Regions from separate parts of the Homo sapiens genome. Here all the other regions are linked to region 1. A link is a loop called in an ENCODE intact Hi-C map of the cell type or tissue named here. Cell type or tissue: gastrocnemius medialis. All regions are shown on one strand.

What was found. Peaks named below come from ENCODE experiments on the same cell type or tissue, not always from the same donor. Only the 100,000 strongest peaks of a DNase experiment are listed, where the experiment ranks them.
Region 2: it touches region 1 in a loop (5-fold over the local background); 29 of 110 quality-filtered maps call a loop at or near these places.
Region 3: a loop joins it to region 1, with 3 times the contacts of the local background. A loop is called at or near these places in 7 of 110 quality-filtered maps.

Annotation. Positions count from the first base shown.
Region 1 is chr3:187,747,129-187,749,628 of GRCh38, reverse strand. No RefSeq gene overlaps it. Among named protein-coding and RNA genes, the nearest start is that of BCL6, 2.9 kb to the right of the region's middle. In gastrocnemius medialis, CTCF peaks have their summits at 1,249 and 1,465 (motif pointing left); a DNase peak (open chromatin) is centred at 1,428; H3K4me3 peaks cover 2,500 bases; H3K27ac peaks cover 2,500 bases.
Region 2 is chr3:187,912,952-187,915,451 of GRCh38, reverse strand. No RefSeq gene overlaps it. Among named protein-coding and RNA genes, the nearest start is that of LINC01991, 62 kb to the left of the region's middle. In gastrocnemius medialis, no CTCF peak of the experiment used is centred here; a DNase peak (open chromatin) is centred at 996; H3K27ac peaks cover 2,500 bases.
Region 3 is chr3:187,855,129-187,857,628 of GRCh38, reverse strand. The region is part of intron 2 of LOC105374264 (a long non-coding RNA gene); the gene reads left to right. Among named protein-coding and RNA genes, the nearest start is that of BCL6, 110 kb to the right of the region's middle. In gastrocnemius medialis, no CTCF peak of the experiment used is centred here; DNase peaks (open chromatin) are centred at 938 and 2,362; H3K27ac peaks cover 2,500 bases.

The sequences.
Region 1 (2,500 bases):
ATTTAACAAGTCTGATAGATAGTGTCTCCCAAATCTATCAAAAGCAGTGCCAAGTACTTCAATGTAGCTGAGAGGCATAAATAAACCCAAATGACCATCAAAACTCATCATGACTTGGAGTTCGCTCTGAGTTTTGCAGTTTACAAAGAGACCATGGCAGCCTTGCTTCCCTCAGTTCTACAAGGACACAAGATATACACCTACAGACTCAAGTTGTCAGATTACACTGATCCTCTAAAATGACAGAGGGCCAGCAAATCATGCAGACCCATTTTCAGTTGTGTTCCTGGGGTCACACATGCTCCTAGTGAAGACCCAGCCTATAATCCTGAAAGAAGAAAGCCTAGAGAAGGTGATTGATTTGAAAAAGTCTTCCCAGTTTTAAAATCTTTAGTCCTATGATGTGGTATCTTAAAGACCTACCAAGGTGCCAGAGGTTCCTGACAGGTGAAACCAACTTCCTCTTGTGAGCCCCCTTAGAAAGAGGACAGAACCGTGTTTATTCCAAGGATAGGTTCTTTTTCAGCTATGACTGAATTGTGGGGAAGGTTTTGCAAGGGGGAATTGGATGTGAAGTCTGTTCTTTTCCTCAAATAGATGTAATATTAGGACCAGGCTATTTTATTTTGTAATAAAGCTTATATTTACCCAGCAGCAATGATCAGGGACCTATTCTTATGCCCAGTCCATGAGGCAAAGAGGTTGGCCTGGTCCTCTACTGAGTATTAGCAGCCAGTAACCATTAAATCATGGGACTAGTTGAAATGTAGTGCCCCGAAGTCTGCAGGAATTATTCATACGACCCCAGACATGGAATCACTCTTTAGAGCTTCTTAAGGATGATTTAAAAGAATCAGAATACGTTCAAGTCAGCCCTTTCTTTAATCCTGTAACACGGCACTGCGGGAGTGAGGGAGGCCCACATAGTGATGCCAACTGGATACTGAGGAGAGGTCAAGAATGAAAGAAGAAATGACATTCTGGAAGAAATTCAACTGGTATAATATTTGACAAAGTTACTTTCCTAGGAATTGAAAAGAGATTGAGAGGCGGGTGCACAATTTTCCTCACCATTCATTCAGTTCAAAGTAAAAGAGACTCACCGAAAAGTAAGTGCCTATCTTTAGAAAATTTTCAATAATGATTTTCTCTTTCTTTCTAACTGGTCTTCTGTTCTGGTCAATTTCTTTCAGTGTAAACACATTGATTTGGCAAAAAGCAGTAGGAAAATGTGGCACTCTGGCACTTGGTCCCAGAAATAATATGCTGGGAAGATTTGAGGTCCCTGGTGATGAGGTTAATTATATATGAACCAGCCCTGGTGGGTTCTCCCTCTAGGGGCTCACTGCAGAGAATTAAAGAGGGCTGAGGTATGAGAAGGGTGAATTCCTTCCCAGCCCCCACTCTGGCTGGTTCTACTACTGCCTTAGAGAGCAGATTTCCCTTTGCTCTGCAGCGCCCCCATGGGGCTAAGAGTGGAGTGGCAAAGGGAACACAGGAGGGACAAGCTGTGTTTCAGGTTGAGGGGGGCGGTGGATGAGGCTGAATGGCAGTTTTGACAAAGAAAAAAGTGACCAAAAATCATAAAAATAATCTTTTGAGGGCCCAATAGTAAGGCAGAGCCATACAATTCACATTCCAAACCATATAGATACGTCTGAGAAATCCTAAAGTGCTAATTGCTCATAAAAGAAAAAATTACACATATAAACACACAAAGAAAATCCCTTCCACAAAATCGGGGTGTCATTTTGCATCCAGCGGGATTCATTTTAATTTCTTTGAAAATGAGAAGGAAGGGGACTCAAATGAAAAAGCAGATAGTCTGCCTTCTGGCAGAATAAATCTGAACTTGACAATATCATGTGTCTTTGGGGGTAAAACGTACATTTCAACAACAGTGACAGGATTAGGCCTATGTATATTTTTCAAAAACCGTTCACAAGACAGGCTTTTCTGCAGAGGCTGCAGTAATCCATCTGTCAATAAGTATTAAAATATTCAGATTTCACAGGGACAGACACTTTAACGCATATTTCCTAAGCTCCAGCCCTTGTGGAAAATAATCAACCTCTTTGCACCTTTCTGGGTTTTAAAACCTAAAATACAGCCTTTAAAAATGTGTGTGTGTTGTGGGGTAGGGGGGTGCATTGCCAACAACATTTTCGGTGATAGATGGAACTTCTTACGGGACTGTCAATGAAAGAGATTTTCCAAATATCCCAGCAAACAGCAATCTTTCACAGCTCTGATCACTCCTCCATTATAAACCCAAATTTTGGGTTGAGATAGGTAGATTATTTTAGACATATCTTTATTAGAAATTAACAAGTGACGAGATTTTGTGGAAGCTTTAAGAATTCATCTGTAATTTAATAAGTCGCTTGAAGGACTCTCATAGCCAAGGCTCAGAACAGCCTGACCTTTGAAAGCTGCTTCTGGTCCAAACATTTTGGGCTAATTCTTGAGGAATCTGAAATATTATTTTCCCCTCACACCC
Region 2 (2,500 bases), 170 kb before region 1:
GAGTATCAGAGAGGTCACGTGTCCAACCCTCCATGAGGCTCAAGTCCCTGCCAAGCCAATTCCACCACTTGGCATCCAGGTAAGAAAGGGAAGCAGGCAGGGAACAAGTCTCAACACTTTCTACCCCACCCTGCTCTCAAGAGCCTCCAGAGACCCCCATTGCTTTCCAGGTGCATTCTAAACCCTGGAGATTGGCACTCAGAGGAAGGAACAGGGTTTCCTGTTTGGCAATAACTGGCACTAGATAATATTTTATTTTAATAATGATGAGGCTGGTCTCTAAGACCCGGCTGACCCCTCCTGTCCTTCATCTTTCAACATTGTGAAATACCTCCCTTCCTTCTCTTACCCATCCTCTGCTGTGCCCAAGTCTCTGCTTACCTTCCCCCACTGCTCTGTACTTTGACTTCTCCTTACCCTCGTTCAAGCATTTTTTTCTGACTGTCATAGTCAATCTCCATTTCTCTCTGTTGAAGACACTTCCTCCTTTATAAAGTATTCCTTCCCTCTTCCTTCAACCTTCCAACCTTCATCCACATGGACTGTCCTCTCTGTGCCCCAAATAACTTACCTTAGGCACATTAGCAATCTCTCTTACTAGAGTATAAACTCCTTGAAGACAGGAACCACTTTATCTCTCTCCATATTCTCCTAACAGAGGACTAGGCCTGTAGTGGTGTAAGACAGGCCTTCTTGCATGAATGGAATCTCAGGTCAGTCTCACCTTTATTCTCATAAGAGGGAATGGTGTGTCCTCACTCTTTTCTCCTCCACTGAAAGCTGAATTAGGAATTATTTCTCTCCTGACCTCTGACCTAAATCTATACAGGTCTGTCCTGAAGCCACATCCACAAGATGATGGGGTGAACAAAAATAACCACGGGAGCTGAGTGACATAGCGGAATATTCACGCCTGTCCCGGCCTTCACATGGGCCTGGAAATTTACAGGAATGTATAGCTGTGCTGTTGCTGAGCTGGCTCAAAACCTGTTTTGCTCGAGCCTTCTTCCCTCACCAGATATGTTGGGTATGGTGAGTGTTGCCAATTGGGACAGGAGAACACCCAGCCCAGGCCCAGGTTTTATTTATCCCAGTGCAGCAGGCTTGCAAGTTAAGGATCCACAGACTTTTCAGTCCTTAATATGAACCTGGGAGCGTTTTGAGATATCTCAAGCAGCCAAGCCAAGAAAGCTTTCTGATTCCAACGGCAATAACCAGTTGTGATTTATTGACTATCAGACCCTGGAGCTGGAAGTAACCTTAAAAATCACCTTATGTGATTCTTTTCACAGATAAGGAAACAGATCATATTTGCCTTGCTTTTAAAATGAGGATAGATTGTATTTATTTGCTTAGTAATTCATTCATCCACCTATCCATCCTTTTATCCAATGATCTATTACCAACTCATTCATTAAATATTCACTAAAGCTAGGTGCCCAGCTTGCACTTAGTTCTAGACATAAAAACATAAATAAGATATGGCTTCTGCTCTCTAAGAGTTTATTATACCTACATGCATACACAAACACATAATTATGATTCAATGTGGTATATCCTGATACAAGTGTAAACAAAGCATGTTATGAGCACAGAGAAAGCGGTGACTAATCTGCTGTGCCTGGAAGAGTGAGGGGAGAGGTAACATTCAAACAAAACCTTAAAGGGAGAGAAAGAGTTCTATAAACAAGGAAGGAGGAAAGGGTCAGATTCTGAACAGCATCTCAAAGGCTCAGCCTGAGGGGAGTGTGCAGCTGGCTGGGACTCCTGAAGAGGGCTGTGGTGCAGAGTGCAAGACCTGCACTGTGGCGGGGGTGAAGGTGGTATAGAAGCCTAGCATGAAAATTTCCATAGCTGTGCTGAATGTCTGAGCTTTAGCTTGGGGCTGACAAGGAATCTTAAAAAGTTTTCAGATGGAGCAGTGTCACGTCAAATTTACATTTTGTTAAGACCTCCTTGGCCATAGTAAGAAGAGACAGAGACTGTTGCAATTATCCTAGAAATAAAGTCAGCCAGAGTAAGCTTTCAAACATATGTCAGACCATGTTACCCACTTGCTTATAAGCCTCCATGCCCCATACTGTCTGTCCCCATCACAAATCCCTGTTTTGTTTGTTAAGGTAGTACACATTGCCTTATTAAATCATTTTATTTATTTGTTAGCAAGCTAATTGTCTGTCTCAATCCTAAAGTGAAAGCACCATTAGAGCAAGGGCTATGTGTGTCTTAGTCAACATTGCGTCTCCAGTCCTAGCGCAGCAACTGGGGCATCACTGGCCCCACAGAGAGTTTGGAGAATAATTGCCAAGAACTTGACCTCAGGAGGTGGTAATGGGGAAAGAGAGAAGGTGAGGGAAGATGACCCTCAAAGGCAGAAAACCAGATCCTCTCTTTTCAGACCCACAGCCCACTCAGTGAGTGGACAGTAGCTGTTTTCAATAGACGGAGAATGGGGTGTGTTCTTCACTGACTGAATTTGCTGCTCACATCTGAGAATTTT
Region 3 (2,500 bases), 110 kb before region 1:
GTTGTCTTTAACTTTTTGTTTATTTGCTTGCTTTTTTGCTATTGTAGTGTCATGAACATCTTTGTACATTTTGCTTTTTGCTGTTATTGAGTTATTACCTTTGCATAAATTCCAAAATTCCTAACAGTGACATGGCTGGGAAATTATGTCTAGGCATCTTTATGACTCTTGTATTCTATTTTCAAAAAACAAAAAAAAAACATCTTTCAAGCATTCACTGTTTGCTCAAAGATTTTTCTACTTTAATATGTAAGTGTTTCAAATTTGTTTTCTTTTGTACTTTACTGTTTAACAGCAAAGTTTAATGCTTTCCATGTGTTTTGGGTTTCTTTAAATCATATTATTAAAATTAAAAAATATTCTGCCATATGTTTTCAGAATTTTTTGAAAACACCCAAGAAAATATCCCAAAAAATATTTCCTAAGGAGTTCACATTTCCAAATTAATCAGCTATAAGTGCTTTGTGGCCACAAAGCAAACAGAAGTGTCAAGCTAATTTGTCTTTCATTTATCTCATTAAGTGACTCTCATGTGTAATTCAAGTCCTGTCAGCAGTGTTTTAAGGAATATTGAAAAAAGACAGGGACATTACCCCCCAAAAGTTTCCATTCCAGTAAAGTTATTATCATATGACTGACCAGCCTTCAAAAATTGCTCAGTGTTGTAAGAAAAGGACAGAATAAGAGCTATGGGATTCAGAGAATGGGGAGATTATTTCCAGCTTGAGTGACAGAATGTGAAGAGTCAGAGAAGGCTTATTGGAGGAAATTGTATCTGAGCTGAATGAATAGGATGTGAGGTAGGGCCTATCTTAGGGTAGCAGAGGGAAGTGAGCTGGTGAGAATCTTTTGCCCATCTTATGTGAGGGAGCTCTTGACATTTTAACTGTCTTCTAAATTGTAGCCACTCCTTTCCAGATTGGGAAATGGAGTGAGGCAGCGATGACCAATTCATGGTCACATGAAAGGGACAGTTCACATGAAAGGGACAGGTTTCCACATAATGCGGCTTAAAAAAAAAAAAAACTTGAAGAAAACAAAAAGGGGCCAGTTTCAACTGACTCCATATAGGTCTTTCAACTTTCCATTTTGAAAGACCTATAATTCGCAATGAAGTTTATTACCTTCCAATCCCTTCTATAACTTGGCAGACAAAGAAATCGAGGTATTATTTGTTGCCCTGGAATAGACACATAAGGCTACTTGCTACTGGATGCGAATAGTCCAGAACCCTGGCTGTTCTGTTCCTGCTGATTGATGGTTCAGGAGGCTGAAAGGATCAAGATCTGGGCACTCTTAGGACCCACTGGGCAAACACTACATGGAAAGTTCTGCAGGTAGGTAAAGATGATTAATAAAAACAGTTTCCAGACCTAATCAGCGTGATATATAATAAATGAATTGGGCATTGAGACTGGTAAAGAAAAAAAATTATTATGGCCCTTGATTGGTCCTACCGTCACCACGCTGTCTACCATAAGATAGAGAATTTTTAGTGTTACACAGAAAATAACATAATACAACTCTGAAATTTTGATCATTTGTGTGATCAGATAAGTTGTGTTTTGCATTATCATTCAAAGAGCAAAAGCCTTCACTAGCACTCTTTTTTCCACCTACAACAGAAGTTGTCTCAACAATAGCTTAGACATCGATTAGAATAATAGGTTTGAAGGTACCTTAGGCGCTTCTAATCCACTCTTTTTCCCAGTGAAAGAATCCTTTCCATAGTTTTTCTGATAAGCCACTGGCACCCACTAACAACCCAAGCCTGAAAAGCATCCAAAGACCGGATATTTACCTATGAAACATGTTATGGACCAGTTGATGATAATAATGTTTTGCACTTACCTGATGATGTCATTTCAGTAGGTTCAAAACAAGGGATCAAATAATACTCCCATGCCAAGCAGGCAGAAAGGTAGCAAATAGATTTCTTAGAATCCTCATTTCACAAATAGAGCAATTTAGTTTACGTATTTGCTGATTTATTTAACCCCTATCTCGTTTCAGAATTGTTTCAAGTAGACAGGGTACTTTGGTTTCTGGATTCAATAGCGGTTGAAAGGTTAGAAAACAGTTTAAAAGAAGGGAAGCTCTTTGCATAATAGAGAAAAATAGATTTGCATGAATATATTTTGTAAAAGTTGCACAATTGGGTGCAATGCTTCTGTAGAAAAATTCCTGAAAACATTCAGTGCACCACTGTACTTATTATATTAAAAATTCTAGCAGCTGTGCTTTTCTTCTAAATTAAGGAAATAAAGGAGTATCATGAGCTAATGCCACATCAAAGTGGCATGTTTCAACACTTCAACATCATGTGTTGCCAGAGTCAAGTTTTCCAGGAGCCCTGGCTCACCCCTCTGTTCCTGGAGGCAGATGTTGGAGTGGTCACTCCAGGGCAGCGGCAGTCAGAATTTCTTGGTTCTCCTTCCAGATTGTGGCGAGGTACTGGATATGCTTTTTCCCACCTTAGTTAGTTTCTCTGGCAAATCCC